Regions from separate parts of the Homo sapiens genome. Here all the other regions are linked to region 3. Evidence: read pairs that join two places in POLR2A ChIA-PET (ENCODE). Cell type or tissue: GM12878. All regions are shown on one strand. Links, peaks and the distances in the headings refer to the core of each region. The heading gives the core; the rest is flanking DNA.

Region 1 (7,759 bases), core at 1,632-6,631, 190 kb before region 3:
TTTTCTTTGATGAATTAGGTTATATGCATTTCATCATTTTAACTCAGGTATGATGCTTAGTTTAATCCCTTTCAGGATTGATATGGCAGCCTTGTTGATTGGTGTCTGCTCTGAGGTCTCAGGGAGAAAAGATTGGATCCAGCAGCTTGCGCCACGGTGAGCTAGCTGTGTCAGCTTACATGGCATTTCCGACTACGTGACATAGTCACTGCTTGGTTCTGCGTTAGCTGGTGAAAGAAGAGAATTCTTAAAATCAACAAGCATGTATTTTGAGTTCATCTAACAGTCTACAAAGGAATAACAGGCTGGGCACGGTGGCTCACGCCTGTAATCCTGGCACTTTGGGAGGCTGAGGTGGGCGGATCACCTGAGGTCAGGAGTTGAGACCAGTCTGGCCAACATGTTGAAACCTCGTCTTTATAAAAATACAAAAAGTAGCCAGACGTGGTGGTGCATGCCTATAGTCCCAGCTATTTGGGAGGCTGAGGCAGGAGAATCGCTTGAACCTGGGAGGCGGAGGTTGCAGTGAGCCAAGATAACGCCATTGCACTCCAGCCTGGGCAACAGAGTGAGACTCCGTCTCAAAAAAAAAAAAAAAAAAAGTACCTGGGCATAGTGGCACGTGCCTGTAATCCCAGCTGCTTGGGAGGCTGAGGCAGGAGAATCGCTTGAAACTGGGAGGCAGAGGTTGCAGTGAACCAAGATTGCGCCACTGCACTCCAGCCTGAGCAACAGAGCGAGACTCCATCTCAAAAATAATAAATAAATAAATAGGATAACAAATTAAAAGCCTTGGTTCCACTTGCTTGTTATAATGTAGTCTTTTGGCTGGGCGTGGGGGCTCACTCCTGTAATCCTAGCACTTTGGGAGGCCAAGGTGGGCAGATCACCAGAGGTCGGGAGTTCAAGATCAGCCTGGCCAACATGATGAAACCCTGTCTCTACTAAAATACAAAAATTAGCTGGGCATGATGGCGGGTGCCTGTAATCCCAGCTACTTGGGAGGCTGAGATGGGAAAATTGCTTGAACCCAGGAGACAGTGGTTGCAGTGAGCTGAGATCATGCCACTGCACTCCACCCTGGGCGGCTGAGCAAGACTCCGTCTCAAAAAAAAAAAAAAAAAAATAATAATAATAATATAGTCTTATCCATGTCAAAAAGTGAATAATTAAAATCACTTATAAGAGCATAGGATAAAAGTTTATTTTTAGTTATATAGATTCGAAATTTATGATAGTTTAAATAGTAAATTTTGAGATCAGGTGGACATTGGGGCTGCTCCGTTGAATATCTAGGGGCATTTGTTCTGGTAATTTATTATAGGCAGCAAGGTGTTGGATTTTACTACTTAGAGAACTTTTTAGGTAAGGTTCATAATTGCTTATACCCCAAACCTCTGCTTTCCTGTTTTTCTATATTATACTTCACTTGAGTTTTTAATAAGTTTCTAAATAACCGTTCCCCAGTGAGGGGAAAAAAAGTTTTTTGGAGAAACGGTAAATTCCACTTCTGAGTTGGGGTGAATACACAATGAGCCTGGAATATCTTCTAGTACCAGAAAGTAATGACATACTCAAAAAATGACATGTCAGAAGAACCTAGAGTGAGCTCAGGGCAAAGCTGGGACAACATGAGTTTCAAGATGAATAATGACAATAATGACTTATAACCCATTGAATAAGATACAGTACATACAGGGGATAGAGTGGATGCCGATGAATAAATATAGAAAGAATAATAAACTATTATATTACTTATTTCTAAAATAATGTAATAGCATTTTTCATACTTTTAAAGTTAGATTTTTCATGTATGTTATTTAGTGTATGAGGTTGAAATACCAGATTGCCAGTCTTCAATAGTTTCTGACCTATCAAATAGTTTTTGATGTATAAAAATGTCAGTTTCATACAGTTTTAACCTAATTGGTGATTTTAGAGGCTCTTAAATTTTGCAACAATCATAGTAATAATTGATTCGTGGAACAATTGGCAAAGGGAAATTTGAAAAGGAACAGGATAACTACCTAGTTTCAAAGAACCACCCCTTCCCCCTTTAGGTTACTTACAGTTACAGAGAGAAGTGTGGGAGTTTACAAAGTAAAGAGTTTGCTTTGGAGAAAGCACAGGCCACCTCCCTGACCAGGTGCTCATCTCCTGATGTGACGCACCTGGAAGGACAAGCAGCGCCTCCGTGCTCTTCACGCCAGAAATGTGTCATCTGAATCCAATGACGTGGAAACTTCAGACACACCCAGTTGAGGGACTGTGTAAAATCAGCTCCTCAAAAACATTAAGGTCATGAGAGTAAAAGAAGACTGAGGAACTATTCCAGATTGAAGGAGGCTAAAGAGACATGACAAGTACATGAAATTCGCAATCCTAAGGGGCCTTGTATCGGGGAGAATATTGGGATAAACAGGTGAAATTTAAGTGTGGACTGTATTCCAGATAATAGTATTGAATGAGTGTTAAGTTTTAGCAATTTGATAATTCCTCTGTGGTTACAAAAATGAATACACTTGTTTCCGTGGGGGCGCAGCGGCTCACACCTGTAATCCCAGCACTTTGGGAGGCCAAGGCAGGTGGATCACCTGAGGTCAGGAGTTCAAGACCAGCCTGACCAACACAGTGAAACCCTGTCTCTAGGGAAAATACAAAAATTAGCCTGTTGTGGTGGCACATGCCTGTAATCCCAGCTACTCTGGAGGCTGAGTCAGGAGAATCGCCTGAGCCTGGGAGGTGGAGGTGCAGTGAGCTGAGATTGCACCACTGCACTCCAGCCTGGGAGACAGAGTGAGCCTCTGTCTGAAAAAAAGTCTAAAAAAAACAAAAACAAAAACAAAAAACAATACACGCTTTTAAAATGGACATGCCAAAATATTACAGTTAATGAGACATGTTGATGTCTGTAACTGATTCTCAAACAGCTTAGGAAAAAACACATACACACAGAATGAAGGAAGATGTAATTGGTGAATCTGGGTGAAGGGTATACTGGAGTCATTTGCGCGAATCCTGCAACTCTTCTGAAAGTTTGAAATTATTTCAAAATAATTTTTCTTGAAACCTACCATCTCAGAGGAATTCCTAAATGTTGTAATAAGTAGAGTGCTACTTTCATCATTAAAATAGTTTAATGGATTCAAAGTCTCTTGGGTGACTAGATCTTCCTTTTCTTCATTTTTTTTTCCACTTGCATTTTGATTAGTTGTCACAAGATGCCCGTTGAGAGTAGCTAGGATCTAGTGGGTAGGCATATTTAAAATGTGCAGCTAAAATAGGATTTTTAACACATCCAATGACTTCTGCTTTTTCCATAACAAATACAACTGTTGCTGAAAACAGCGTATATATGACATTCAATCTGAAATGATTCGCAGTGTGGTATTCAGTTTAGTGCAAAGGTTAAAAGAAATATGAACTCCCTCCCGAGTGTCTATTAAGTATCAATGGCATGTTTAACTATTACTAGCTTTTCTTGTCTTCTAAATATTTCTTTTCCTTCATCTCCTGAAGAACCTTACAGTATCTTTTTTTTTTTTTTTTTTTTGAGACAAGGGCTTGCTCTGTCATCCAGGCTGGGGTGCAGTGGTGCAATCACTGCTCACTGCAGCCCTGACCTCCCAGGCTCAAGCGATCCTATCACCTCAGCCCCCCTAGTAGCTGGGACCACAGGCATGCATCACCATGCCCAGCTATTTTTTGTAGAGATGGGGTCTTGCCATGTTGCCCAGGATGGTCTCAAACTCCTGGGCTCAAGTGATCCACCTGCCTCGGCCTCCCAAAGTGCTGGGGTTACAGATGTGAGCCACCACGCCAAGCCAGTATCTTTTTTTGTTGTTCTGTGCCGCTTCTTGGCTTCTGATAGCTCTGATCTATCTAATCTGTTGAGGAATGCTAGTTTTAAAGGAAACTGTTAACCTGTTTTATGCTGTTACTGTGTCAGCACTAATTGCTCCCGATTTCTCTTCCTTCCTCTTGTTCATAATATACCCAAGGCTTTAAATTCCTGGTTAATGAATCCATTTATACACTTTCTTTCTTTTCTTTTCTTTTTTTTTTTTTGGAAACAGAGTCTACCTCTGTCACCCAGGCTGGAGTGCAGTGCCACCATCTCAGCTCACTGCAACCTCCGCCTCCTGGGTTCAAGCGATTCTCCTGCTTCAGCCTCCTGCGTACCTGGAACTACAGGTGCGCACCACCACACCAGCTAAATTTTTTTGTATTTTTTAATAGAGACAGGGTTTCCCATGTTGGCCAGGCTGGTCCCGAACTCCTGACCCCAAGTGATCCTCCTACCTCGCCCTCCGAAAGTGCTGGGATTACAGGCGTGAGCCGCTGTGCCCGATGATACTTTCTTAAAGGGAACATATTATTTTTCTTCTAAACATTTTTAAACCACCAAATGAAATTTATTATCCTTTAAATAACTTTACCGGGGTTTGTTTAAAGTGTTTTAGCTATAACAATTATTTCTTTATTTTCAAAGGGAAAAAGGATTGCCTAAACAAAAATAGATGTGGTCACCTCTTGTTGAATTCACAGTGAAGACAAAATATTTGTTGATGCCCACTGTTTCTAAAGTAATATAATAGTATTTTTCATACTTTTAAAATAATTAGATTTTTCATTTATGTTATTTAATGTATGAGGTCGAAATACCAGATTGCCAGTCTTCAATAGTTTTTGACCTATAAAACAGTTTTTGATGTATAAAAATGTCAGTTTCATACAGTTTTAACCTAATTGGTGATTTTAGAGGCTCTTAAATTCTCTTAGAATTTAAATTCTTGAAATTTCTTGAAATTTAAATTCTTGAAATTAAATTCTTGAAAATTCATCTTGTAGTAGGCATTTTGTATATAAACAATTAAATATTGAATGTATATCCCTTAATCTGAAATTTCCCTTTTAATGCGATTAGGTGAATTTTGAATGACACAGGTTGATTATAATGCTTAGTGAGAAAAGCAGGAGACAGAATATGTATTGTTAGTTTGGCTAAGCTGTTACAAAACAAGAAGGAAACATGTAAAACGTTACGATATGGTTAACCTTATTTTATGTGTATTTGAAGGTATAAGATAATCCCATTTATAAATTTATATATTTCAGTCAGTCGTCCTGAGGTAAACTTGAGTAACTCCCATTTAAGTGTGCAGTTGGATGAGTTTAGACAAATGTGGAACATTTCCATCACCCTGAAAAGTTTCCTGTTCCCCTCTGCAGTCTGTCCACACTCTGCTCCCAGCTTCCTGTAGCCCTGATGTACTTTCTGTCACAACAGTTTTGTGTGTTCTAGACTTTTCATACAAATGGAGTCATAGAAAATGTAGGTTTTGATTGTCTGCTTTCTTTCACGTAGCAGCATATCCATGATTTTTTGTGTCAGTGGCCTGTCCCTTTTGTTGCTAAATAGGCTGAGTATACCACAGTTCGTTCATCCATTTGCCAGTTGAAGGACATTTGGGTCATTTCCAGGTTTTGGCTAGTAGGAATAAAACTGAACATTTGCTTATAATTTTTTGTGTCTAATTAAATTTTCCTCCATCTTAAGTAAATACCTGAGAGTAGGACTCCTGGTCCTGTTGTAAGTGTATGTTTAACTTTATTAAGAAGCTGCTTTTCAAAGTGACTATACAGCATTTTACATTCCCACCAGCAATATCTGAGAGTTTCCGTTGACACCATTTGGTACTGTTGTCACCTTTTAAAAATGTATCTGTTCTAACGGGTAGGTAGTGGTATCTCATTATGATTGGAATTTGCATTTCTCTGGTGGCTGGTGATAGGGAGTATCCGCATGTGCTTATTGGCCATTCCTGTATCTCCTTTTTATTGGTTTATTAATCTTACTGATTGGCAGTTCTTTATAGATTCTGAATACAGTCCATTGTCAAATGTGTTTTGCAAGTATTTCCTCCCAGTCTATAGTTGCCTTTCCATTTCTATAAATCTCTTTTAAAAAGACCAAACCTTTAGTGGCCTTTGTTTAAAATCAGCTGACCGTGTAAGTGAGTTATTTCTGGACTCTGTTCCATTCTGTTAATCTGTGTCTATCTTATGCCAGTACCATATGGTCTGAATTATCATAGCTTTGTAGAAGTCTTGAAATCTGGCAGTATAAATCCTCTATCTTTGTTTTTTTTTGTTTGTTTTTTGTTTTCAAAATTGTTTTAAGCCAGACATGGTGGCTCACGCCTGTAATCCCAGCACGTTGGGAGGCTGAGGCAGGAGGATTGCTTGCATCCAGGAGTTTGAGACCAGCCTGTGCAACATAGGCATACCCTGTCTTTATGGAAAAAAATTTGTTTTAGCTACTTGAAATCTTTTGCATTTCCATATAAATTTTAGCATCAGTTTATCAATTTTCATGAAAATGTATGGTTGGGATTGTGTTGAATTTATAGGTCAAGTTGGAAAGAATTGATACCTTAACAATAATGAGTCTTCCATTCCAACCTGGTTTAGCTGTTCATTTATTTAGGTCTTCAATATCTTTCACCTTTACACACATTATACGAACTTTATTCCTAAGTATTTTATGTATTTTCATGCTACCGTAAATGGCATTTTAAAATTTTAATTTCTAGTTAGGTATTGCTACTATAAGAAAATACAGTTGATTTATTTTATTAGTATTTTACTTTTTTTTTTTTTTGAGACGGAGTCTTGCTCTGTCACTAGGCTGGAGTGCAGTGGCGCAATCTCGGCTCACTGCAACCTCTGTCTCCCAGGTTCAAGCGATTCTCATGCCTCAGCCTCCCAAGTAGCTGGGACTACAGGCGCGCACCACCACACCCAGCTAATTTTTGTATTTTTAGTAGAGATGGGGTTTCACCATGTTGGCCAGGATGCTCTTTTTTTTTTTTTTTTTTTTTTTTAAATTTTATTTTTATTTTTTTATTTTTTTATTTTTTATTTTTTTTATTTTATTTTTTTTTTTATTGATCATTCTTGGGTGTTTCTCGCAGAGGGGGATTTGGCAGGGTCATAGGACAATAGTGGAGGGAAGGTCAGCAGATAAACAAGTGAACAAAGGTCTCTGGTTTTCCTAGGCAGAGGACCCTGCGGCCTTCCGCAGTGTTTGTGTCCCTGGGTACTTAAGATTAGGGAGTGGTGATGACTCTTAACGAGCATGCTGCCTTCAAGCATCTGTTTAACAAAGCACATCTTGCACCGCCCTTAATCCATTTAACCCTGAGTGGACACAGCACATGTTTCAGAGAGCACAGGGTTGGGGATAAGGTCACAGATCAACAGGATCCCAAGGCAGAAGAATTTTTCTTAGTACAGAACAAAATGAAAAGTCTCCCATGTCTACTTCTATCCACACAGACCCGGCAACCATCTGATTTCTCAATTTTTTCCCCACCCTTCCCGCCTTTCTATTCCACAAAACCGCCATTGTCATCATGGCCCATCCCCAATGAGCCGCTGGGCACACCTCCCAGACGGGGTCGTGGCCGGGCAGAGGGGCTCCTCACTTCCCAGTAGGGGCGGCCGGGCAGAGGCGCCCCTCACCTCCCGGACGGGGCGGCCGGCCGGGCGGGGGGCTGACCCCCCCACCTCCCTCCCGGACAGGGCGGCTGGCCGACCCCCACCCCCCCGCCTCCCTCCCGGACGGGGCGGCTGGCCGGGCAGAGGGGCTCCTCACTTCCCAGTAGGGGCGGCCGGGCAGAGGCGCCCCTCACCTCCCGGACGGGGCGGCTGGCCAGGCGGGGGGCTGATCCCCCCACCTCCCTCCCGGACGGGG
Region 2 (7,759 bases), core at 1,033-6,032, 130 kb after region 3:
GCAGGAGTTCTTTATAGATTCTGGATACAAGTCCTTTATCAGATAAATGATTTACAAATATTTTCTCCCTATGATTTGATTGTCCTTGCACTTTCTTGAATGTTTTAATTTTTACGAAGTCCAATTAATCTGGTTTATTTTATTTTGTTACTTGTGCTTTGGTGTTATAAAGACATTTTTAAACAATAAGGACTGGGAGAAGCTGGTGTGCGCCTGTATTCCCAGCCACTTGGGAGGCTAAGACAGGAGGATCACTGGAGCCCAGGCATTGGAGTCCAGCCATAGTGAGATCCTGTCCTCCCGCCAAAAACAAAAACAAAACAGAGTTTATCACCAAATATCCTCACTAAACGAAGTTTCTTCTACCTGAAGTACACACTTCAGAAAAGTATCCTAGATTCCAAAGAAATGGTAAACAGTGATTGTAACTATAAAATTGGATCAGATTGATTACAAAGGAACCATGGAGTTAAAAGCTTCCTTAGAAGACATCAGGGCCAGTCTCTTATCTAATGAAAAAATAGTCCTCCAGTTTTCTCAATGGCCTCTGCTCCAGATGCTTCCCCAGAATTTACTCTATTATGAGACAGTCACTATAAAAAGTTCCTCCTCAGGCTGAGTGAGGTGGCTTGTGCCTGTCATCTCAGCACTTTGGGAGGCCAAGGTAGGAGGAGCACTTGAGCCCAGGAGTTCAAGACCAGCCATGCAACATAGCAAGACCCTGCCTCTGCAAAAAAATTTTTTAAAAATTAGCGGGTATGGTGTGCACACCTGTGGTCCTAGCCATTCAAGTGGCTGAGGCAGGAGGATCACTTGAGCCCAGGATTTCAAGGTTACAGTGAGCTGTGATTGTGCCACTGCACTCCAGCCTGGGTGACAGAGCAAGACCGCATCTCTAAGAAAAAAAAGTTCCTTCTCAAACTGAACACAGCCTGCCTTCCTGTAATTCCCACTTAATGATTTTTTAAAAGTTTTCTCAAAATCACAAAGTCTGTTTTTTCTATATCTGACACACCTTAGTTATACTTGAAATTCTCTTTACGTTTTCTTTTCTCTAAGCTAAACAAACCAGTGCAATCAAATAGATTCTTGGCCAGTGCTGCGAAATATTATAGGACTTTATGTAATGATGCAGTGTTTAGTACTGTAATGATGGAAAGTTACTATTTCCACACCATCCTCTATGGTAGCCACTGGCCACATGTGACTTTTGAATACTTGAAATGTGGCTAGTGCAACCGAAAAACAAATCTTAATGTAGTTAAATTGAAATATCCACATGTGGCTAGTGGCTACTGTATTAAACACTGCAATTCTAGATCATTCTCCTGGCCAGATTTCTCTGTGCCATTACCAGCAGCATCAGATTCACCTGGGAACTTGTAATGTTTTAGGCCCTACCTCAGCCTTTTGAATCATAAACAGTTGAGGGTGGAGCCCAGCAGGCTCATTTAACAAGCTCTCCAGGTGATTCCAATGCACTAATACTTGAAAGGCAATTCCAGTTTGTCAAGGCTTCTGTAAAAAGCAGTGCTCAGACAAGGTCTGACATGCATGGATTTCACCTAAAGACAGCTTCAATGGCTTTTTTTTTTAATTGAATACTACTTTCTAAATATTGCATTGACTGCATGTTATAAAAATGAATACAATGTGGATATGAAGAATTTTTTTTTTTTTTTTTGAGATGGAATCTCACTCTGTCACCCAGGCTGGAGTGCAGTGGTGCAATCTCGGCTCACTGCAACCTCCGCCTCCCAGGTTCAAGCGATTCTCCTGCCTCAGCCTCCCAAGTAGCTGGGACAACAGGTGCGTGCTACCACACCCGGCTGATTTTTTTGCATTTTTAGTAGAGACAGGATTTCACCATGCTAGCCAGGATGGTCTTGATCTCCTGACCTCAGGATCCACCCACCTTGGCCTCCCAAAGTATTGGGATTACAGGTGTGAGCCATCGTACCCGGCCTGGATATGAAGAATTTAAAAAAATAAAGTGTCAGGCCAGGTGCAGTGGCTTACGCCTGTAACCCCAGCACTTTGGGAGGCTGAGGCATGCAGATCACTTGATATCAGGAGACCAGCTTAGGCAGCATGGCAAAACCCCATCTCTACTAAAAGTACAAAAACTAGTTGGGCATGGTTGCACATGCCTGTGGTCCCAGCTACTTGGGAGTTTGAGGTGGGAGGATCACTGGAGCCTGGGAGGCGGAGGTTGCAGTGAGCCGAGGTCTCACTACTGCACTCCAGCATGGGTGACAGAGTGAGACCCTGTCTCAAAAATAAAGTGCCCCTTAACAGTTTAAAAAAAATTAGTTAACAGGCAGTTTCCCAGCTGGGCGTGGTGGCTCACGCCTGTAATCCCAGCACTTTGGGAGGCTGAGGTGGGAGGATCACATGAGCTCAGGAATTCGAGAGCAGCCTGGGCAACATGGTGAAATCCCATCTCTACTAAAAATACAAAAATTAGCCGGGTATGGTGGCATGCGCCTGTAATCCCAGCTACTTGGGAGGCTGAGGCAGGAGAATCGCTCAAACTCAGGAGGTAGAGGTGACAGTGAGCCAAGATCACACCACTGCACTCCAGCCTGGGTGACAGAGCGAAACTCCATCTCAAAAAAAAAATTTGTTTGTTAAATGTCTTGGCACAGTGGCTCACACCTGTAGTCCCAGCACTTTGGGAACCAAGGCAGACAGATCACTTGCGGTCAGGAGTTCAAGACCAGCCTGGCCAACATGGCGAAACCCCGTCTCTACTAAAAATACAAAATTAGCCAGGCATGGTGGCGCACGCCTGTGATCCCAGCTCCTTGGGAAGTTGAGGCTGGAGAATCGCTTGATGCCGGGAGGCCAAGGGTGCAGTGAGCTGAGATCGCGCCACTGCACTCCAGCCTGGGTGACAGAGTGAGACTCCATCTCAAAAAAAAAAAAAAGAAAAAAGCAGGCACTTTTCCATAAGTTTCACACGGTCTTATAGTACTAGAACCCTGAGCTCTTGATTGTCAGTCTGGCGTGCTTTCCATCTCTTAGGCTGTTTGGTGAAATAGGCCTCACTGTTTGGTTTGGTGTCTCCCAGAAGAGAAAAATCTGGTTCCTTGGCATTTATTTTACCTACCCCATTTGGGGGCTGTTTCTTCTGCCTTTTCTTGCACAACTTCCCCATTGTTAGATGCCTCTGTAGTCACTCCCAATACCCTGGAAACATCTCCCTTTTTTAGGGTTTAACAGACTTCACCTGTATAGTTACTGTCTTTTAATATGACTTTCGTCCTCTTATGCTTGAAACCTAGAAGAGGAGCTGGCTTGTTCTGCTGGCCTTGAGCCAGATGTCATAACTTCAGGCAGTGCCACGCTACACATCTCCAGCAGTTTGGAATGGAGAACAGAGTTAGAGATAAGATCAGCAGCTTTAGGTGATGGCTTTGTTTCAAATAAACCATGCATGACCCAAGCCTCCACTTCAAATGGGGAATGAAATTGCTTTATCCTTTGACAGCTTGCTCTATGAAATACATTTATCTTCACTTAATTGCTTTAGATCCCAAGAGGCTACATACAGTAATTTCTAGGAGATAATTATATCAAATTTTAAAAATATGTGACTGTGGACATGAATATGTAACTGCAGTGGACAGGGAGGGAGAGAGGTGGGGGAAACCAAAAGTCCTGCTGACCTTGCTGGTAAGTTTCCATTCTTATTCTTAGAGTTTCCTTGGGTCATAGACCACTTACTCTCTGAATCTGCTGATTCATATGTGGGGTCCTTTGTACCCCATGCTGCTAGGGTTAAAGCATCTGGTCTACTACTCCTGTAGCTGGATAGTGTTTTGCTCAGTCTCCTCCTGAAACTGGGAGGGGTCAGGCTGGTGGCTGACTTCCGGTTATATGTCTTCATTTAGTCTGGCTGGGCACAGTCTGTCTACACTGTAGGCCACAGCCACTGGGGGTTCTGGTTAGTGGCAGCTGAGAACCAGCAAACTTGTTGATTTTAAAACATGACTATTTAGATGTCAGGGATAAACTTCCTGTAGATGGGGGACAGGCTTCTTTATCTTGGAGTGTTTGAGTATCCAGTTCTCATTTCCCTAACCTTTACATTTGAAAAAATCTAAAGCTTTCACTGTCATTTTCACTAATCCCAGCCACTGCCTACCTTTACCGTATATTTTTTTTCTTCTTTCTGAAATTCCAGGGTGTTTTTTTTTTCCTGCCTCCTACTAAATAACTGTATTTCCATGTTGTGATATAACAACACCAAAGGCATTTTCCAGGTGTGGACACAGTTCTGGGCCATCGCTCAGCTCTTTCTGTCTGCATCTGCCTTTAAGACTACACACTGGACAATTCGATTGTGAGCTCCGTGATACTACTCTCCAACCGCCATCCCCAAGTGTCTAGTGTGGTGCTCATGTCTTATGAGGGCTGTGTGAGGAAGAGCCAGTGAGGCCTAGCTGAATGACATGGTTGACAGGCACTCCTGCTGTAAAGACAAGGAAGATCTGACTTGGAGATACAGAGGACATTTGGATTCTGTACTAAGGTCCATGAATATCTAAGCCAGCTTGCGGGTGGGGGATGTGCCAAAACCAATCAAGGTGGGCTGACTGAATCAGAGAATCTATAGAGCCAAAGACTTTCAATTCCCATCAAGTTCTCTCAAGACCTAGTCCCATGGCGCTTTCTGCTTGCTGGGGTCATTCTCCAGGTGTCTTTTATCCCTTCATTCTCACTTAATCAGGGTCAGCCACACTCCTCAGTTCACTGAGAGGGAAGTGTTGCCTTTTCTTTTAAACTCCTCCCCGAGAACCCTGACAGCTGTGATGAGTAAGCCCATTTGCATGTGAAAGGTCCTGCTGGCGTGCCTGTAAGCGAATCTGCAGCGAGTACTGTCACACCATTTCTTGGAGTCACATCAAGGAGTTTTTTAAGGAATGACACTTTGGCTCACATCGAAAACATGAGCACCTGAATAGCAGCCTGTGGGGGTCATCAAGGTTAGGGTGTTTGTTCTAGTGTGTTTCTTTTGAGCTGGAAAAACATTTCTCCGTATATCACCACTTTTGGTACTCCCTTCTGGAGAGTTGCTTTTCTCCTGTCTACCTATTAGTGTGGTAGTAGTAACCTGTACCAAGAAGCGTTCCGTGGTTAGTAACCTGCATTCAAACCATTTCTTTTAGCTGGATCCTTTTTTTGAGTCAGGGTCTCACTCTGTCACCCAGGCTGGAGTGCAGCGGCGGGATCTGCGCTCACTGCAACCTCCACCTCCTGGGTTCAAGTAGCGATCCTCCTACCTCAGCCTCCAAGGTAGCTGGGACTACAGGCGTGTGCCACCATGCCCAGCTAATTTTTTTATTTTATTTTTTTGTAAAGAAGAGGTCTCACCATGTTGCCCAGCCTGTTCTTGAACTCCTGGCTCAAGCAATTCTCCTGCCTCGGCCTCCCAAAGTGCTGAAATTACAAGCGTGAGCCATCATGCCTGACCTTAATTTGATCTTTCAGGAGCAGAACATGCCTGTTTTTTCTTGTGTTTTATTTAATAAAAAGAACATACTAAACTTATGTAAGGACTTACCAAGAAGGATAATTGAAATTCTGGTGTCTTTAGACAAAAAAGCTAAAAAAAAAAAAAGGAAAAAAAGGTGAGGCCTTTTCAGGGATTGAATCGTCTTTGGTGCATTTTTTGGTGAATTCCATGAATCCAGCTATTTTGGTGTATTCAGTAAAGTTTTCCCTGAGTTTGACTTAGGACTCTGTGTGCGTATGCGTGTGTGTGTTGAACATATGTGTCTATTCCTCTGGAAAGATCATTAAATCCAAATTCTGAATAGGGAAATGGAGACTTTCCAAGGAGTGTCAGGAGCAGGCGAAAAGGAAACATTTTGCCACAGATATTTAGAATCAATGAGATAGATGAGATAGAAATGAAGAAATGCCATGATTTACTTCTATTTCTTAGAGCTCACTGTGTGGTTGACTGATAACAGTCACTAGCCACATTTGTCTACTTAAATTAATTGGCCAGGCGCAGTGACTCATGCCTGTAATCCCAGCACTTTGGGAGGCTGAGGTCAGGAGTTCGAGACCAGCCTAGCCAACATGGTGAAACCCCGTCTATGCTAAAAATACAAAAATTAGCCAGGCATGGTGTGCATGCCTGTAATCCCAGCTACTCAGGAAACTGAGACGTGAAAATCGCTTGAACCCCAGGGCAGAGGTTTCAGTGAGCCAAGATCACACCACTGCACTCCAGCCTGGGCGACAGAGCGAGACTCTGTCTCAAAAAATATGTATATATTTATATCTGTATATATACACACACAGACACACACACACACACACACACACACACACACACACACACATAAATATATATATAGGCTAGGTGTGGTATCTCATGCCTGTAATCCCAGCACTTTGAGAGGCCAGTGTGGGAGGATTGAGTCCAAGCGTTCAAGACCAGCCTGGACAACATAGTGAGATTCCATCTCTACACAAAATTTAAGTTAGCTGGGCATGGTGGTAGCGCCTGTAGTCCCAGCTACTCAAGGGGCTAAGGTGGGAAGATTGCTTGAGCCTGAGAGGTTAAGGCTATAGTGAGCTGTGATTGCACCACTGCACTCCAGCCTGGGTGACAGAGTGAGAACACTGTTTCAATCAATCAGTCAAAACTTAGTTAATTAAAATTAAGTAAAATTGAAAAATCAATTCTTCAGTCACACTAGTCACATTTCTAGTGGTCAGTAACCACATGAGACTAATGGGTACTGTATTGTCAAGCATAATATAGAACATTTCCATTATTGCCATAAGGTTCTCTTAGACAGCTTTGCTTTGTGATAAAGTCACTAAGTATAACTCAGTTTTTAAGATTGGGGTTGGTGGGGGTGGACGGGGAAAGAGGAGACGTTGGGCAAAGGATACAGAGTTTTTATTAGACAAGAGGAGTAGGTTCTTGTGATCTGTTGTACAGCATGGTGACTAGAGTGAATAATGTATATTTCAAAATAGCTTAAAGAATAGATTTTTAATGTTCTCACCACAAATAAATAAGTATATGAGATGACGAATGTGTTACATAGTCCAATTTGATTGTTCCACATGTATACATTTATCAAAACATCACATTGTGCTTCATAAATATATACAATTACTATTTGTCAATTTAAAATAAAACTATTAGGCTGGGTGCAGTGGCTCATGCCTGTAATCCCAGCACTTTGGGAGGCCGAGGCAGGTGGATCACCTGAGGTCAGGAATTTGAGACCAGCCTCGCCAACATGGCAAAACTCCATTTCTACTAAAAATACAAAAATTAGCCAGGCATGGTGGCTCACGCCTGTAATCCCAGCTAGTCGGGAGCCTGAGGTAGGAGAATCACTTGAACCCAGGAGGCAGAAGTTGCAATGAGCCGAGTTCGTGCCACGGAACTCCAGCCTGGGTGACAGAGTGAGACTCTGTCTCAAAAAAAAAAATAAATTAAAATAAAACTTTTTAAAAAAGGTCTGGGATGATGACAGGGAGGATATTGAGAGGGAGATACTAGGATTTGAATAGCTAAAGCCATTTAATTAGGAATGAATCAGCATCAGAAGCCATGGACTTCAAAGAGTGGAAAATTACAAGATTCCTACTGAGATAATTTAGTAGTGTATTTAGCAGGATTCAGAATATTATCTCCAACATGATCAATTTTCATGACCTTCTATAAGGAATTTGTCTACTCTTATAAACAGCCTCCTTTCATAGACTTCTTAAAAAGTGA
Region 3 (7,759 bases), core at 1,891-6,890:
ATTTTTCATAGAGGAAGGGTCTCGCTGTGTTGCTGAGACTGGTCTCAAACTGAGCTCAAGTGATCCTCCCACCTCAGCCTCCCAAAGTGCTAGGATTACAAGCATAAACCACTACACCTGGACTCTAAAGAACTATTTTCAGTAGGTCATATATTATGTAGGTGTATATGTGATTATTTTTCTTCTCTTGCATTATTAGTGGCATATTATACACACTGGTATATTCACCTTTTTTTTTCCCTATTGCTACTGGACTTCGGAGATCCTTCTCTGAGTAATTGCCCTCAAATCCATTGTATCTCTCTAGAGCCTGGCTGATAGCCTTCATAATTTTGTCTAGTATTTGTATGTCAGAGCCAGGATAGTGCAGAGCTTTGGAAAGTCCTGAGTTCAAGTGCTAGTTTTTTTGTTTTTTTCGTTTTGAGACAGAGTCTCACTCTGTCGCCCAGGCTGGAGCATAGGGGCGCCATCATAGCTCACTGCAGTCTCAAACTCCTGGGCTCAAGCCATCCTCTTGCCTTGACCTCCCAAAGCACTAGGATTACAGGCGTGAGCCACCATGCCTGGCCTGAAGTCCTACTTTTATCAGATATTAGCTGCGAGACTTTGGGCATGTTCTGTAACCTGGCTGAGCTTTAGTTTTCTATCTGTAAGATGATGACAGTGATAACCTTGTTTCCCTAGGGCTGGAGCTCATAGTTTCTGCTTGGAATTTTGCATGCTGCCTCTTCCCAAATCTCTCGTGATTTTCTTAGAGGTGCTATTGAAAGTTGAGAAGGACAGTTTTCTTTCTGAGTTGGAATACGTGGCTACACAAAGTTGGATAGTATATTTTCTTTTTGCATTTAATCAGTAGACCAGCAAAGTGAAAGTTGGTTAGCAAAGGAGCATGGCTTCCCTGTGGAAAACCCAGGCCAGGTGGCCTGTAGCACAGAACGTTCACCACATGCTCAACTTGTTGTATTTGCTTGAGGGCTATTTTTTTTTTTTTTAATGTATAGTTTTTTGTTTTGAAAGTGTGTTATGTAGGTGGCATTTTCTTTTCTTTCTTTTTTTTTTGGGACAGAGTCTCATGCTGTCACCCTGGGCTGGAGTGCAGCGGCACGATCTCGGCTCATTGCAACCTTCGCCTCCCAGGTTCAAGTGATTCTCATGCCTCAGCCTGCCAAGTAGCTGGGATTACAGGCACCTACCACTGCACCCGGCTAATTTTTTTTTTTTTTTTTTTTTTGAGATGGAGTCTGGCTCTGTCGCCCAGGCTGGAGTGCAGTGCTGCGATCTCGGCTCACTGCAAGCTCCGCCTCCCAGGTTCAAACCATTCTCCTGCCGCAGCCTCTCGGGTAGCTGGGACTATGAGTAGCTGGGACTACAGGCGCCTGCCAACATGCCCAGCTAATTTTTTGTATTTTTAGTAGAGACGGGGTTTCACCATGTTAGCCAGGATGGTCTCGATCTCCTTACCTCGTGATCTGCCCGCCTCGGCCTCCCAAAGTGCTGGGATTACAGGCGTGAGCCACCGTGCCTGATCGTTTTTTTTTTGAGACGAAGTCTAACTCTGTCGCCCAGGCTGGAGTGCACTGGCGTGATCTCAGCTCACTGCCAGGTCTGTCTCCCGGGTTCATGCCATTCTCCTGCCTCAGCCTCCCAAGTAGCTGGGACTACAGGTGCCCGCCACCATGCCCGGCTAATTTTTTTGTATTTTTAGTAGAGATGGGGTTTCACCATATTAGCCAGGATGGTCTCGATCTCCTTACCTTGTGATCCGCCCACCTCGGCCTCCCGAAGTGCTGGGATTATAAGCGTGAGCCACCGCTCCCGGCCTAATTTTTGTATTTTTTTAAGTAGCGATGGGGTTTTACCATGTTGACCAGGCTGGTTTCAAACTCCTGACCTCTAGTGATCTGCCCACTTCGGCCTCCCAAAGTGTTGGGATTACAGGCATGAGTCACTGCTCCCCACCCAATATTTTCTTTAGACTCATCATTTGTCTTTTCAGTGCCCCTTGCGTAGTTTGTGCACCTGAGCTGCTGCTGCTGTGAAAGCTGCTGTGTATGAGTGGTACACATCTAATTCCTCCACCCTCCCCGCAAAACAATTATAGATCAGAGCATGGTTTTATAAGGTTTCCTTAGACAAGGTGACTTGCTTTCTGTTGGAATGAGTTCTAATTCCTAGAGTTGTATCATGAGGCTTTAGGTTTATAGTTTGAGAGCCAGTACCCATTATGAAGCTTAGAAAAAGCTTTTAGACTGGACACAGTAGCACATGCCTATAATCCCAGCATTTTGGGAGGCTGAGGTGGGAAATTGCATGAACCCAGGAGTTGGAGACCAGCCTAGGCAACATAATGAGATGCCGTCTCTAATAATAATAAAAATATTTCACTTAAAAAATACATAAATAAGGCTGGGTGCAGTGGCTCACGCCTGTAATCCCAGCACTTTGGGAGGCCAAGGCAGGCGGATCCCGAGGTCAGGAGATCGAGACTACCCTGGCTAACACGGTGAAACCCCGTCTCTACTAAAAATACAAAAAATTAGCCGGGTGTGGTGGCAGGCGCCTGTAGTCCCATCTACTCGGGAGGTTGAGGCAGGAGAATGGTTTGAACCTGTGAGGTGGAGCTTACAGTGAGCCGAGATCGCGCCACGGCACTCCAGCCTGGGCAACAGAGCGAGACTCTGTCTCAAAAAAAAAAAAAATAATAATAAAAATAATTAAAAATACATAAATAAGTAAATACATTAAAAAAGAAAGCTTTTGGCCTGGTTCTCTCTGGATAGCACAAGCACTGATTTAATCTATAATGATAAAGAATAGTTGAGTCTCTGCACTAGTAGGTAAGTGCTTTATCTGTGATAACCCAGTTATTTCATTGTCTCATAATTATATCATCATGACAGAGAAAGCCAGCTTAATTTTTTGGCCTCATGGATATAAAGACTCCATATCTTGCTGGGAACAGTGACTCAACGCCGGTATAATCCCGGCACATTGGGAGGCTGAGGCAGGAGGATTGCTTGAATCCAGGAGTTCATTCATGACTAGCCTTGACAACGTAGGGATACCCTGTCTCTACTAAAAAAAAAAAATTAGCCAGGTGTGGTGGGTGGTCCTAGTTACTCGGGAGCCTGAGGTGGGAGAATACTCTGGTCTGGAAGGTTGAGGCTGCAGTGAGTCTTGACTGCTCCACTTCACTCCAGCCTGGGTTACAGAGTGAGACCCTGCCTCAAAAGAAAAAGATTCCGTATCTGTAAGGTGGGCATCAGAAAATTTTTTAGGGTTTTTGTGAGTTGACTTCATGTCTTTAATTAGTCCTATGCTTTTGTAAAGTAGTTTGCAATATGTACCTCAGGCTGTACTCTTCACTCTGGAAGCTATTTGAAAAGTGTGTGAACTGCAGTTTGGCAGCACGTGATGACAGCAGTTCATTAGAGCCTCTTTCTGTGGGAAGAAGCAGATTGGTTTTCTTTTTCTTAGGCCATGAGAAACAGCTTAGTGGGATCCTCAAAGAAGGTCAGAACCAGAACCGGGTTTTTCAGATGTTGATAATGTGAGGTGGGTTGCAAGGAGCAGCCCCTGGTAGGCAAGGATTGGGGCTGCTTTGTCCAGATCACTGCTGGACTGTAAGGCTAATGTCTTTGTGGTTGGTAGTGAGTGCAAGTTTCTCAAAGTACATCAGCCCTACCTATAAACCCTTAATGCCCCAAATGACCTCGGTCACCAAACCACTTCAGGGCTTTATTTTTATCCTATCCGTTTTGTTTCAATATGTGAGGTTGGTTTCTTTCCTCTAACAGAGCAGAGTTCTCTGGGGGAAGAAACAGAGTGCCAGGGTGCTGCTGAGGCTGGTTAAACACCAAAACCACACTCTTCATCTTTCTGGGGTTGAGACGTGACATAAGCCATGCTGCAAACGCCAGCTTCCACACTGAAGAAACCTCTCTCAGTAGTCACTTTGTTTATTTTTTGTGTATTGTGTTTTTAGGCAAATAAAATATAGAGGAGTAAATGGTGTACCTTCCCATTCTGCTGTAGACAGAGATCTAACAATGAGCACTTGCTTAAAATCTGCCATTTCCCAGCTTAAGGTTTTTCATCCTCCCCGAGAGTGTTGATGAGAACTCTCAAAACTCACCAGGTCTCAGGAAGCCGGATTACCAGCATATCCTGTTCGCGTGCGTGTGTATATTCTGTGTTACCCACAGGCCACTTTCCACCCCACGTGACCTTTAGTTACCATCCGGAAAGTCAGGACCCAGATACCCGTCAGAATTTCCAGGCCTTGGTTTGGTTTAGACATTTTAGAAGATGTTAACAGCAATAATTGTAAAAGACTTTGAGTGGCACGCATGGTGAACAGAAAGTACTAGATCCTGAAGAGGGGGGAAAGGCATTTCTGTGCTCTTCCTGGTAAAGTGTTTGAAAATGAACATTCAGAAGAAAACCTAAAGCACCTGAAATGCACAGGGGACGAGAATGAGAGGTGATTAGAAGCCCAACACATGCACCAGTTCTTAGGTGGTAAGGCTAAGTTCTGAAGTTCATATTTCATTCTTTAAGATTGTCATATGCATTATTGGTGTTGTTTATAGCATACTCCATCACACTTTATTTTAACCAGCATCTCTAAATTAATATAAACAGACTAATGATTCAGGTAATACCCTAGAACAGGGATGGGCAAAATATTGCCAGTGGCCTATGAGCTAAGAATGGTTTTTACATTCTTATGTCAGGAGTTGTTTAAAAAGAGCAACACGAGACAGAGATGTACGTGGCTCACGAAGCCTAAATTATTTTCTGTGACCTTTTACAGAAAAAATTTACCACTGCTGTAAAAGCTGGGAGAGGTGAATGCAGTTAATGATAAGGTTCTTCTGTTAGGAAATTGATTGTTAATGAGAATGTTATCGCCTTTTAAGCAGACAGTTTTTTTTTTTTGAGAGGCAGTCTTGCTCTGTTGTCCAGGCTGGAGTGCAGTGGCGCAATCTCAGCTCACTGCAACCTCCGCCTCCCAGGTTCAAGCGTTTCTCCTGCCTCAGCCTCCCCAGTAGCTGGGACTACAGGCTCCTGTCACCACCCGCTGCTAATTTTTGTATTTTTAGAAGAGATGGTGTTTCGCCATGTTGGCCAGTCTGGTCTCGAACTCCTGACCTCAGGTGGTCAGCCTCCCAAAGTGCTGGGATTACAGGCTTGAGCCACTGTGCCCGGCCGACAGTTCTTCATTATGCAGGTCTGACCTTGCAGGATGTTTAGCGTTCCTGGCTCTGCTCATTAGATGCCAGTAACGGCCCACACATACTTCCAAACAGTTCCTGGGATGGGTGGTCATATTCTGGTTGAGAACCACTACTTTTGAAGCTTGACAAGGTCAAAAACATTTTGTTAAGGTTTACTCCTTCATTTCCTCTCAGAGAACCTGACTTGGGATTTGGATCTTGATGGCCTAGGGATTAACAATAGTGAGAGAATTTGAGTAGCTAGTGGAATAGGGAGAGTTTTCAGTAGGGTGGAATACAAGATTTTAAGGAAATTTTTTTTTTTTTTTTGAGATGGGGTTTCGTTCTGTCACCCAGGCTGGAATGCAGTGGCGCGATCTCAGCTCACTGCAACCTTCGCCTCCTGGGCTCAAGCAATCCTCCCCTCCCAGCCTCCTGAGTAGCTGGGACTACAGGCACACACCACCATGCCCAGCTAATTTTTGTATTTTCCGTAGAGACGGGGTTTCACCATGTGGGTCAGGCTGGTCTCAAACTCCTGGGCTCAAGCGATCCACCCACCTCAGCCTCCCAAAGTGCTGAGATTATAGCTATGAGTCACTGTGTCCAGCCTAGGAAGTAATTTAATGTTGCGTTTGTTGCTTGACACCTATTTTAAGAATTGAGATTGATTTGTGATTTATGAAAGGTTTGTTTTGATGTTGCTGGTGTTGTGAAAAGCACATTCCTCTCTATGTGAGAGATGGAGTAGCCATCTTTGGCCTTAATATCCAGATGATTTTGAGGTCTGTGGGAATCTGTATGGTGTACTTGAGGGACTTGTTCAAAGCCAATGTAAAGATGTAGTTTTGGCATCTCATGAATAACCTGATATCCCGACTTAAGCCAGAACTCTGGCATTAGAGAATTTTCCAGCTTGGGAGAGTTGACTGAGAAAAGTCCTCCTTTGGCTCCTTGCCAAGTTAGACAAGGGAGCAATCAGCTGCTGAGTTCCAGCCAACTGGAATGTACGTGAGGGGGTACTATAAATCGTCCCTTAGGATCCAGCTTGTGGTCTGTGAAGAGCCTTCCAAATAAGAATGAGACCTGTACATTGGATCCTTGTTCAATCTGCAGCTGCTATAGGAAGGAGTAGTGAGGTGATGTTACTCTGGGAGCAGCTCACTTTATATAGTAACACACTGCCTGTTATGTGGGGTAAGACTGCACTACCCTTTATGTTTTTCCCGTGTTGCGTTTCTCACCAACTTCCTATATTGGTTTTTGTTTCTGACTGTTCTCTTGGGGAGCTGTATCCATAGTTTGATCATTCTGTAAAATCCCTCTTTGCTCTTAAAGGTGCCAGAATTTCATCTCTCTACCCTCTTTTCAACATCTTAGATCTGATGTATTTGAGCTAAGATAGAGAATATGAAATCGTTGTTTTCTTGGCTCGTGATCCTTCCCCAGTCTGCGGGCTGTTTGTTTGACTCCAGGGGGAAACTCCAGGTTCTTCCCCTCTTGGAAGCCTTTCACTTTACTCATAAATATTTAGTATTGAAGTGAACTGTGCTCTTTTTTTTCTCCCTAGTATGAGTGGATAGACTCTCTAGACCAGAAAGAATTTAAAATACTATCTGTACCCTCTGTCTTTCTGATGTTTTGGTTCCTATAAAATGTATTAACCACACATTTTTATTTTTAAGAGCTTAAGTGGTTTTTTGAGTTGTCTTCCATCTTCTGATCCAAAATTTGTTGAGCATTTATTATAGAAATCACTAGGCACCTCTCCTGCTACTGTTTTTTCCGTGTCGTTCATGCTTAGAACCATCAGAGAGCTATGTAACTAGGTAACATTGGTTACTAGTAGTACTGCTTTTACTGATTTGTACTTGAGTGTGTCATCAGCCTCTATGAAGATACATAAAAAAGAGACCTAGAGAAGGATTGCTGTTTGTGTTGCGTGGTGTCTTTGTGGAAGCCTGTGGAAGAAATTTCTGCTCTTAGTAGAAAATGGGTTTCTTCAACCTCATGCACATTTGTAAGATTGTTATAATAGCAAATTTGTGAATTTTTAACCCAGAATGATTCTCTATTTTAATTGTTCCAGAGGTTGTAGCCAAACTTCCTTTAGTAAGTGTAAAGGGCGTTTATCTTCGGTCGTGACCTTACTGTTTGGTGACCTCTTTATCTTTTTCTCTTTGGCTTCTCTTTCTTGTTTTTATCTATTTTATCTTACAGTATAGTATATACCTTTGTATGTTGCCTAAAATAAGTGGCTTCAAAGTTTTATATAGATATTTTTTCTCTTTTCACTTGCCCATTTTGCTGTAAAACCTCCTCTGAGGCCAGCTAGTAGTCTCTGAGGAAATCAAGTTTTTCCCTGTCCCAATTCAGGTCATTTCCATAAATATTCATGGAGCACCTTTATATATTGTTATTCTAGGTACTGCACACAGAAAAGTAAGTGATGTTGGTCCTTCCCTCAAAAACACAGTCTAGTAAGAAAAAAGGATATGTAAATAAATACTTGCAATAAAGTGTTATAAATGTAATAATAG
Region 4 (7,759 bases), core at 1,729-6,728, 380 kb after region 3:
CTCTGTATTTATAGCTACTGATTTGGTGTGCAAGCAGAGAAGACTGTTGAGGTGCGCAAAGGCTAGGGAAGGCCTAAAAACAATCCTTTTCCCTCTCTCACTCCTCAAATGCAATTTAAGTTTATTAAAAAAAAAAAAGTCTGGTAAACAGACAAGAATTAGAGAATATAGTTTGTATAAAGATGCATAAATAAATGTGTAATAACTATATTAACAGAGTTGATTGAGACCTTTGACAAAAAAAAAGAAAAACTAATTAATAGTTCACACCAACCTAGTGTTTTTTGCAAGTCACGCACGGCGTGAAAGCAGCTTTGCTATACAGAACTCTTTTCTGTAAAGGTTACTTGATCAAAACCCAAACCCAAACCAAATGGACTTTCAGATATGAAAATAAAACAATGGGTTAAAGCTTGAGAAAATTACACCGGCTGCCATTATGCTTCCAAGATGAGGGGCGTGGAGTGCGAACTCCAGGATCTCACGGTTCCTCGGGGAAGTTTCTATATGTCCTCATTCACCGGCAGAAAAAACAGTCAAATATAATAAGCTCATAAAAATCCTGAAAGGCTTACTCGGGCCTTAAAATCTGATACGAAAATTGAAGACCAGGTAAAAACAGACAAAAGATACTATCACACTTTAAAGTCAATTCTAGTTATTTCTGTAACAGGATTTGTTGAGACTATTTTGAGAGCTCTCATGGACAATTTAAAAAAAGAGTCAGGGCAGAGCCCAAACAGACAGAACTGGGGACAGGAAGAAAAAGAAAAACACACCAGAACAAATGGCAAAGCCTTTCATCTTTGTGGCCTTTACAAGTATTCCAACCAATTTGGAGGAAATCGGGGGAAAAGCCATCTACAGAAAGGTGCCCATTTATGTGGCCCAGAAAACATAGCTTTTATTGGTCTTCCTTATGTTTTACCTGAGCAACTACCTTTCCTAAATTCAGCATTATTAGCAATCTATTCTGTACATTAAATAAACCTAATATGTGAAAATGCAAACTTATAAAAATGAAATGGACAAAGTTACCTTACGGAAGAAAGTCACCGCATAAGAATTGCATCTGATGGGCTGAAATGGCAGGCACCTTATATGTGCATTTATTATTATTGTTTTATAGGACAGACCCAGGAACTTGACATACGTGCATTTTAACCAGGATCTGACTCAACTTTTCTGGAAGGTATTTACTATGTTAAAAAAGCATGCCTGTAATAATTCAGGTTGTTTCAGGGACACCTCCCGACCTAAGTCATCTCAGGCACACTAGCTCTGATGTGCTAATAGGAACAGGAGAAACGGGTGGCTTCGATTTAGAAAGTGCTTTGGTTTTAAAGTACTTTTATATACATTATTTCACTGTTAAGCACATCCCAAATGGACAAGATTAGATAACATCAGATGAGCTCTTAAATAATTATCAGGCTGAGAAACTGTATACAAACAATACCAAAAAGAAACAAACTAAAAAATATTAAACAGCAAAAAGAGGGCCAGTGTTGGGCAAGGTGTGGTGGCTCACACCTGTAATCCCAGCATTTCGGGTGGCTGAAGCGGGCAGATCATGAGGTCAGGAGTTCGAGACCAGCCTGGCCAACATGGTAAAACCCCGTCTCTACTAAAAATACAAAAACTAGCCGGGCATCGTGGCGGGTGCCTGTCATCCCAGCTACTCAGGAGGCTGGGGCAGGAGAATCACTTGAACCCGGGAGGCGGAGACTGCGGTGAGCTGAGATCGCGCCACTGCACTCCAGCCTAGGAAACAGGGCAAGACTCCATCTCAAAAAAAAAAAAATGTGTGGGGTCAGTGTTATAGAATGAGAACCATTAAAAGTTATAGAAGTTATAATAAAATATGTGGCTGACCTTGTCTTTTAATTCCCCAAGATAAGCAGCATTTTGTCCAAGGATAGCTTCAGCAGACTCCTGGAAACAAGTCACCCACTGATTCTCTTGAAAATCTGCAATATTTACCTAAAAAACACAATTCTACATTATTTCAGCAAAGAAATAATAAAAAGACACACTGAGAAGATGGGGAGAGGTTAATGTTCTTTTTCCACTTATTAAAATAATTTCCAGAGAGGGCCAGGTGCAGTGGGCTCATGCCTGTCATCCCAGCACTTTGGGAGGCCAAGGCGGGTGGAACACTTGAGGCCAGGAGTTTGAAACCAGCCTGGCCAACATGGTGAAACTCCGTCTCTACGAAAAATACAAAAATTAGCCAGGCATGGTGGCGGGTGCCTGTAATCCCAGCTACTCAGGAGGCTGAGGCGGGAGAATCACTTGAACCCGGGAGGCGGAGGTTGCAGCGAGCTGAGATCGAGCCACTGCACTCCAGCCTGGGTGACAGAGAGAGGCCCATCAGATTAGTTCCTGTCGAGGTGCAGCTGGCTTTGGATGAAGGGTTTTGAGTGAATCGGGGGAGTTCTCTGCATTTTCAATTGCCCACTCTGTAGTTCCTAGGAGGAGTTCCATGAGACGGCTCTGTCACTGCTGGGCACCCAGACAACTGAAGAGCCTGCCCGTGAGCCTCTGTCAGTCACCAAATTGACCTGGCAAAGGAAATGAGCAATCAAATGTCTCCCACTGGGCTGTGGTGTAACATTAAACAGGGCAAAGTCAAGGAAGAAAGCAGATCTCAAAGAATCCACTTGCTGAAGTAAAAGCCTTTGTAGAAACACGAGTGGTTTTTCTTTAAGGCATCATTTTGACGATTTTACATCTTCATTTTGCATGGGTACAAGGCTTTTAATAGAGAGAATGTTATGACGAAAAATAAGGTGACGAAACCAGTTAAAAGTGAAAAGCGCTCTCAATACACAGCAACGGTATCACACCCTGGGCTCACACTTCCTTTAACCCACGCTATCCTTCTAAGAAGCAAAGAGCATCTCATCACACAGGGCAAGAACTACAATGACGCACACGTGTGATAAATATCAAATCAAACAAGTGTGCGGGAGATTGCGCTGTGGAGTTTAACAGAAAGGCTGATGTTTCCACAAACTAAAACAAATTTTCTTCATCTTAGTTCAATGAAAAGTTTATAGTTTACAAAAAATGAGCCTAAACGTAGAACTGTCCTGCTAAGCTAACATTTCATTTTATTTATCATTTATTAATTTAATTTATTTATTTATTGAGATGGAGTCTTGCTCTGTCACCCAGGCTGGAATGCAGTGGCGCGATCGTGGCTCACTGCAAACTCCACCTCCCGGGTTCATGCCATTCCCCGGCCTCAGCCTCCCTAGTAGCTGGGACTGCAGGTGCCCGCCACCACGCCTGGCTAATTTTTTTGTACTTTTAGTAGAGACAGGGTTTCACTGTGTTAGCCAAGATGATCTCGATCTCCTGACCTCGTGATCCGCCTGCCTCAGCCTCCCAAAGTGCTGGGATTACAGGCGTGAGCCACCGTGCCCGGCCTATTTATTTATTTTTTAAAGACAGGGTCTGACTCTGTCACCCAGGCTGGAGTGCAGTGCCACGATCATGGCTCACTGCAGCCTTGACCTCTCGGGCTCAAGCGATCCTCCTACCTCAGCCTCATGAGTAGCTGGGACAAGTGCATACCACCACAGCCAGCTAATTTTACTTTTTGTAGAGACAGGGTCTTGCCATGTTGCCCAGGCTGATATCGAACTCCCAGCCTCAAGCAATCATCCTGCCTCAGCCTTCCAAAGTGCTGGGGTTACAGGCACAAGTCACTGCGCCTGGCCAATATGAACATTTTTCAGGCTTCTGATATATTACTGCCAAATCATCCTTTGGAAAAATGTGAAACTGTTTTCTTTTTCTCTTTTCTTGAGATGGAGTTTTGCTCTTGTCGCCCGGGCTGGAGTGCAGTGGTGTGATCTCGGCTCACTGCAACCTCTGCCTCCCGGGTTCAAGCGATTCTCCTGCCTCAGCCTCCCGAGTAGCTGGGACTACAGGCACCCGCCACCACGCCCGGCTAATTTTTGTATTTTTAGTAGAGACAGGGTTTCACCATGTTGGCCAGGCTGGTCTCAAACTCCTGATCTCAGGTGACGCACCCGCCTCGGCCTCCCAAAGTGCTGGGATTACAAAAGTGAGCCACTGTGCCCGGCCTTAAACTGTTTTCTTAAACTGCTATTATCGCCTAGTTCTATCATTGAAAACAAAACAAAACAAAATAAAAATCTTAAGGCCGGGTGCAGTGGCTCAGGCTTGTAATGCCAGCACTTTGGAAGGCTGAGGTGGGAGGATGACATGAGGCCAGGAACTTGAGACCAACCTGAACAGCAGAGCGAGACCCTGTCTCTACAATAAAATAATTTTAAAAATTAGCTGGGTGTGGTGGTGCACAGCTGTAGTTGCAGCTACTTGGGAGGCCAAGGTGGAAGGACTGCTTAAGCCCGGGAGGTTGGGGCCACCATGAGCTGTGATGATACCATTGCACTCTATTCTGGGCAACAGAGTGAGACCCCTGTTTCTTAAAAAAAAAAAAAAATTTTTTTAAACCCAACTTTACAACTTTTTTAAAAAGGTTTTTAAAACAGAAAGAAACAATTCTTAAAATGCAAAAAAGCAACAATCTCACATCAGCACACCGTCACATTCCTCTGAAGTCAGCTATACTAAAGCTAGAGAATAGATTATCCACATGAAAGTGACTAAATACGGGCATTGGCTGTGTAAGTACAATTAGTGCTGTCTATAAATGCCGTTTTCAAATTAATTTATCTTCATAGCAGTTAGCAGGCAAGTGTCACTGACGCTATGGCTGTATGACGTGCATGAAAGACTGAATCAGCTGGGGTATCTCAACACCACTTTCTGGCATGAAAAAGCGGATGGATAAGCTCTTCCACACCTACTCATCTGCGGGCTTCCTACCAGGAATGCTTTGTCTCTACTGTTGTGACCACAGTGCCTGGCACACGGGAGGGCCTCCGTGAACACAACCGTGGTTCTCATCTACCGAGGCTACTTACTGACAGGATCATGCGGTACTTGAAATTGGGAAATTCGGTGTCGCACTTCTCACAGCGGTACAATCCATTCTGTTGATCAATCACTTTCTTATTGCAGTCCTGAGTCGGGCAGGCTTGGTACATGCAGTTCTCTTTGCGAAGATACACCACTGTGGCCACAGAACTAAAGTAGTCCGGCTTCGGGAGAAAAGAACAGCATGAGGCACGGAGTCGCGAGCCCGCCCAGGATCGGACCGAGAGGCAGCTCAAAGCCTGCCCTTACGTTTAGGTGGTAAGTGTTTCTACATCCTCAAGATTACACATGATCACAGGGAATCATTCATTCTGTAGTTTTAGAAATCACATGTGCCGAGTACAAAACCCATGAAGGTAATAAGCCAAGTTCTAATAAGCCAAGTTCTGAGGCAGATAATTCCTTCACAATAAAAGAGTTAATCCTAAATTACACTAAGTTAATTAAAAGTGAAATTGTTTTCCTGTTTGCTTGAACACTGTATGAAAGACAAAGATTTGTTCCTCCCGATCCTCTGACCCTCCAAAGGCCACAGATCTAGGAAATACAGAATGCGGACCACAAACACCCAGTGCAGCAACGATCAACCATCCCTCCCGCGCTCAAAACACGGCAGTCGTGTCTAGGCCTAGATTCACCTTTTCCTTGTTTAGGCCAGGGATCAGCAAGCTGCTTCTGTAAAAAGCCAAACAGTAAATATTTCAGGCCTTAGCAGCCATTTGGTCACAGTCTCTGCTGCAACTACAGACACACCTCACTTTATTGTGCTTTGCTTTACTGCACTTGACAGATACGGCATTTTTTACAGATTGAAGACTTGTGGCACCCCTGGGTCAAGTAAATGCACTATTTTCCCAATAGCAGGTGCTCACTTTATGTCTCTGTGTCACATAAAGACAGTAATTCTTGCAAGATTTCAAACTTTTTCATTATATATGTATTTTTTGAGACAGAGTCTCGCTCTGTCGCCCAGGCTGGGGTGCAGTGAGTGGTGTAATCTCTGATCACTGCAGCCTCCACCTCCCAGGTTCAAGTGATTCTCCTGCCTCAGCCACCCAAGTAGCTGGGACTACAGGCGTGCACTACCACGCCTGGCTAATTTTTGTATTTTTTAGTAGAGATGGGGTTTTGCCATGTTGGGTAGGCTGGTCTCGAACTCCAAACCTCAAGTGATCCACCCACCTTGGCCTCCCGAAGTGCTAGGATTATAGGAGTAAGCCACCATGCCTGGCCCTTTTTCATTATTATCATATCTGTTATGGTGATTTTTTTTTTTTTTCTGAGACGGAGTCTCGCTCTGTCACCAGGCTGGAGTGCAGTGGCATGATCTCAGCTCACTGAAATCTCCGCCTCCCAGGGTCAAACGATTCTCCTGCCTCAGCCTCCCGAGAAGCTGGGACTACAGGCATGCACCACTACGCCCAGCTAATTTTTGTATTTTTAGTAGAGACGGGGTTTTAACCACGTTGGTCAGGATGGTCTCGATCTCCTGACTTCAGGTGATCCGCCTGCCTCAGCCTCCCAAAGTGCTGGGATTACAGGAATGAGCCACCGCGCCTGGCCTACAGTGATCTTTAACGTCACTATTGTAGTTGTTCTGGGGTGCCACCAACTACACCCATATAAGATGGGGAACTTATATTGATGAATGTTGTATGTATGCTGACTGATCCTCCAATCAAGTATTCCTGTCTCTCTTCTTTGAATACACAAATAAGAAAGCAAACAGCCTTACTGCTGATATGGAGTAAGCTGTAGTGGTCTAGATAGAATATCAAGCAAGCCACAACATTCTCTTAAGCCAAAGCCTAACCCAGAGCAAGGCCTCACCTTTCTTCAATTCTGTGAAGGCTGAGAGAGGTCAGGAAGCTGCAGAAGAGGCCAGGTGCAGTGGCTCACACCTGTAATCCCAGCACTTTGGGAGGCAGAGGCAACATGATTGCCTAAGCCAAGGAGTTCGATACCAGCCAGGCAACATAGTGAGACCTAGTCTCTACAAAAATCTGTCAGGGCACGGTGGTGTGCACCTGTAGTCCCAGCTACTCCAGAGGCTGAGGTGAGCTGTGATTGCACCACTGCACTCCAGCCTGGGTGACAGAGTGAGACTCTGTCTCAAAAAAAAAAAAAAAAAAAGCTGCAGAAGAAAAGATGGCAGCCAGCAGATGTTGGTTCATGAGGTTTAAGGAAATAAGCCGTCACCATAACAAAAGTGCAAGGTGAAGCAGCAAGTGCTGATGGAGAAGCTGCAGCAAGTTATCCAGAAGATCTAGCTAGGACCACCAATGAAGGTGGCTGCACTCAACAACAGATTTTCAACGTAGACAGAATAGCCTTCTGGAAGAAGATGCCATCAAGAACATTCGTCCTAGAGAGTAGAAATCAATGCCTGGCTTCAAAGCTTCAAAGGAAAGGCTGACTCTCCTGTTAGGCGCGAATGCAGCTGGGGACTATAAGGTGAAGCCAGTGCTCATTGACCATGTCAAAAATCTTAGGGCTCATAAGAACTATGCTAAATCTACTTTGCCTCTGCTTTATAAATAGAATATCAAAGCTTGGATGACAGCATATCTATTTATAGTGTAGTTTATTGAATATTTTAAGCCCACTGTTGAGACCTACTACTCAGAAAAAGAGACTCCTTTAAAAATATGACTGCTCATTGACAATGCACCTGTTCACCCGAGAGCTCAATGGAGACACACAGTACGAGGAGATTAATATATTGACAATGCACCTGTTCACACAAGAGCTCAATGGAGACACACAGTACAAGGAGATTAAT

The links. Peaks named below come from ENCODE experiments on the same cell type or tissue, not always from the same donor. Only the 100,000 strongest peaks of a DNase experiment are listed, where the experiment ranks them.
Region 1: POLR2A ChIA-PET joins it to region 3 with 5 read pairs; 2 of 35 experiments call an interaction of 5 or more read pairs at or near these places.
Region 2: POLR2A ChIA-PET joins it to region 3 with 7 read pairs; 4 of 35 experiments call an interaction of 5 or more read pairs at or near these places.
Region 4: POLR2A ChIA-PET joins it to region 3 with 5 read pairs; 3 of 35 experiments call an interaction of 5 or more read pairs at or near these places.

The regions. Positions count from the first base shown.
Region 1 is chr17:2,447,931-2,455,689 of GRCh38, reverse strand. All of the region lies in intron 6 of METTL16 (methyltransferase 16, RNA N6-adenosine), which reads left to right. Among named protein-coding and RNA genes, the nearest start is that of MNT, 51 kb to the right of the region's middle. In GM12878, for the core only: no CTCF peak of the experiment used is centred there; no DNase peak of the experiment used is centred there.
Region 2 is chr17:2,134,597-2,142,355 of GRCh38, reverse strand. The region is part of intron 13 of SMG6 (SMG6 nonsense mediated mRNA decay factor); the gene reads left to right. Among named protein-coding and RNA genes, the nearest start is that of SMG6-AS1, 49 kb to the right of the region's middle. RefSeq lists enhancers at 3,138-3,337, 4,883-4,932 and a silencer at 3,758-3,957. In GM12878, for the core only: no CTCF peak of the experiment used is centred there; DNase peaks (open chromatin) are centred at 3,385, 3,805 and 4,875; H3K27ac peaks cover 3,420 bases.
Region 3 is chr17:2,262,692-2,270,450 of GRCh38, reverse strand. The region is part of intron 8 of SMG6 (SMG6 nonsense mediated mRNA decay factor); the gene reads left to right. Among named protein-coding and RNA genes, the nearest start is that of SMG6, 37 kb to the left of the region's middle. RefSeq lists enhancers at 3,155-3,444, 4,335-4,544. In GM12878, for the core only: no CTCF peak of the experiment used is centred there; DNase peaks (open chromatin) are centred at 3,790 and 4,160; H3K4me3 peaks cover 2,646 bases; H3K27ac peaks cover 4,955 bases.
Region 4 is chr17:1,886,057-1,893,815 of GRCh38, reverse strand. RPA1 (replication protein A1) reads right to left here. Exons shown (of 17, transcript NM_002945.5): 14 at 4,965-5,141; 15 at 1,876-1,983. Among named protein-coding and RNA genes, the nearest start is that of RPA1, 60 kb to the right of the region's middle. In GM12878, for the core only: no CTCF peak of the experiment used is centred there; no DNase peak of the experiment used is centred there.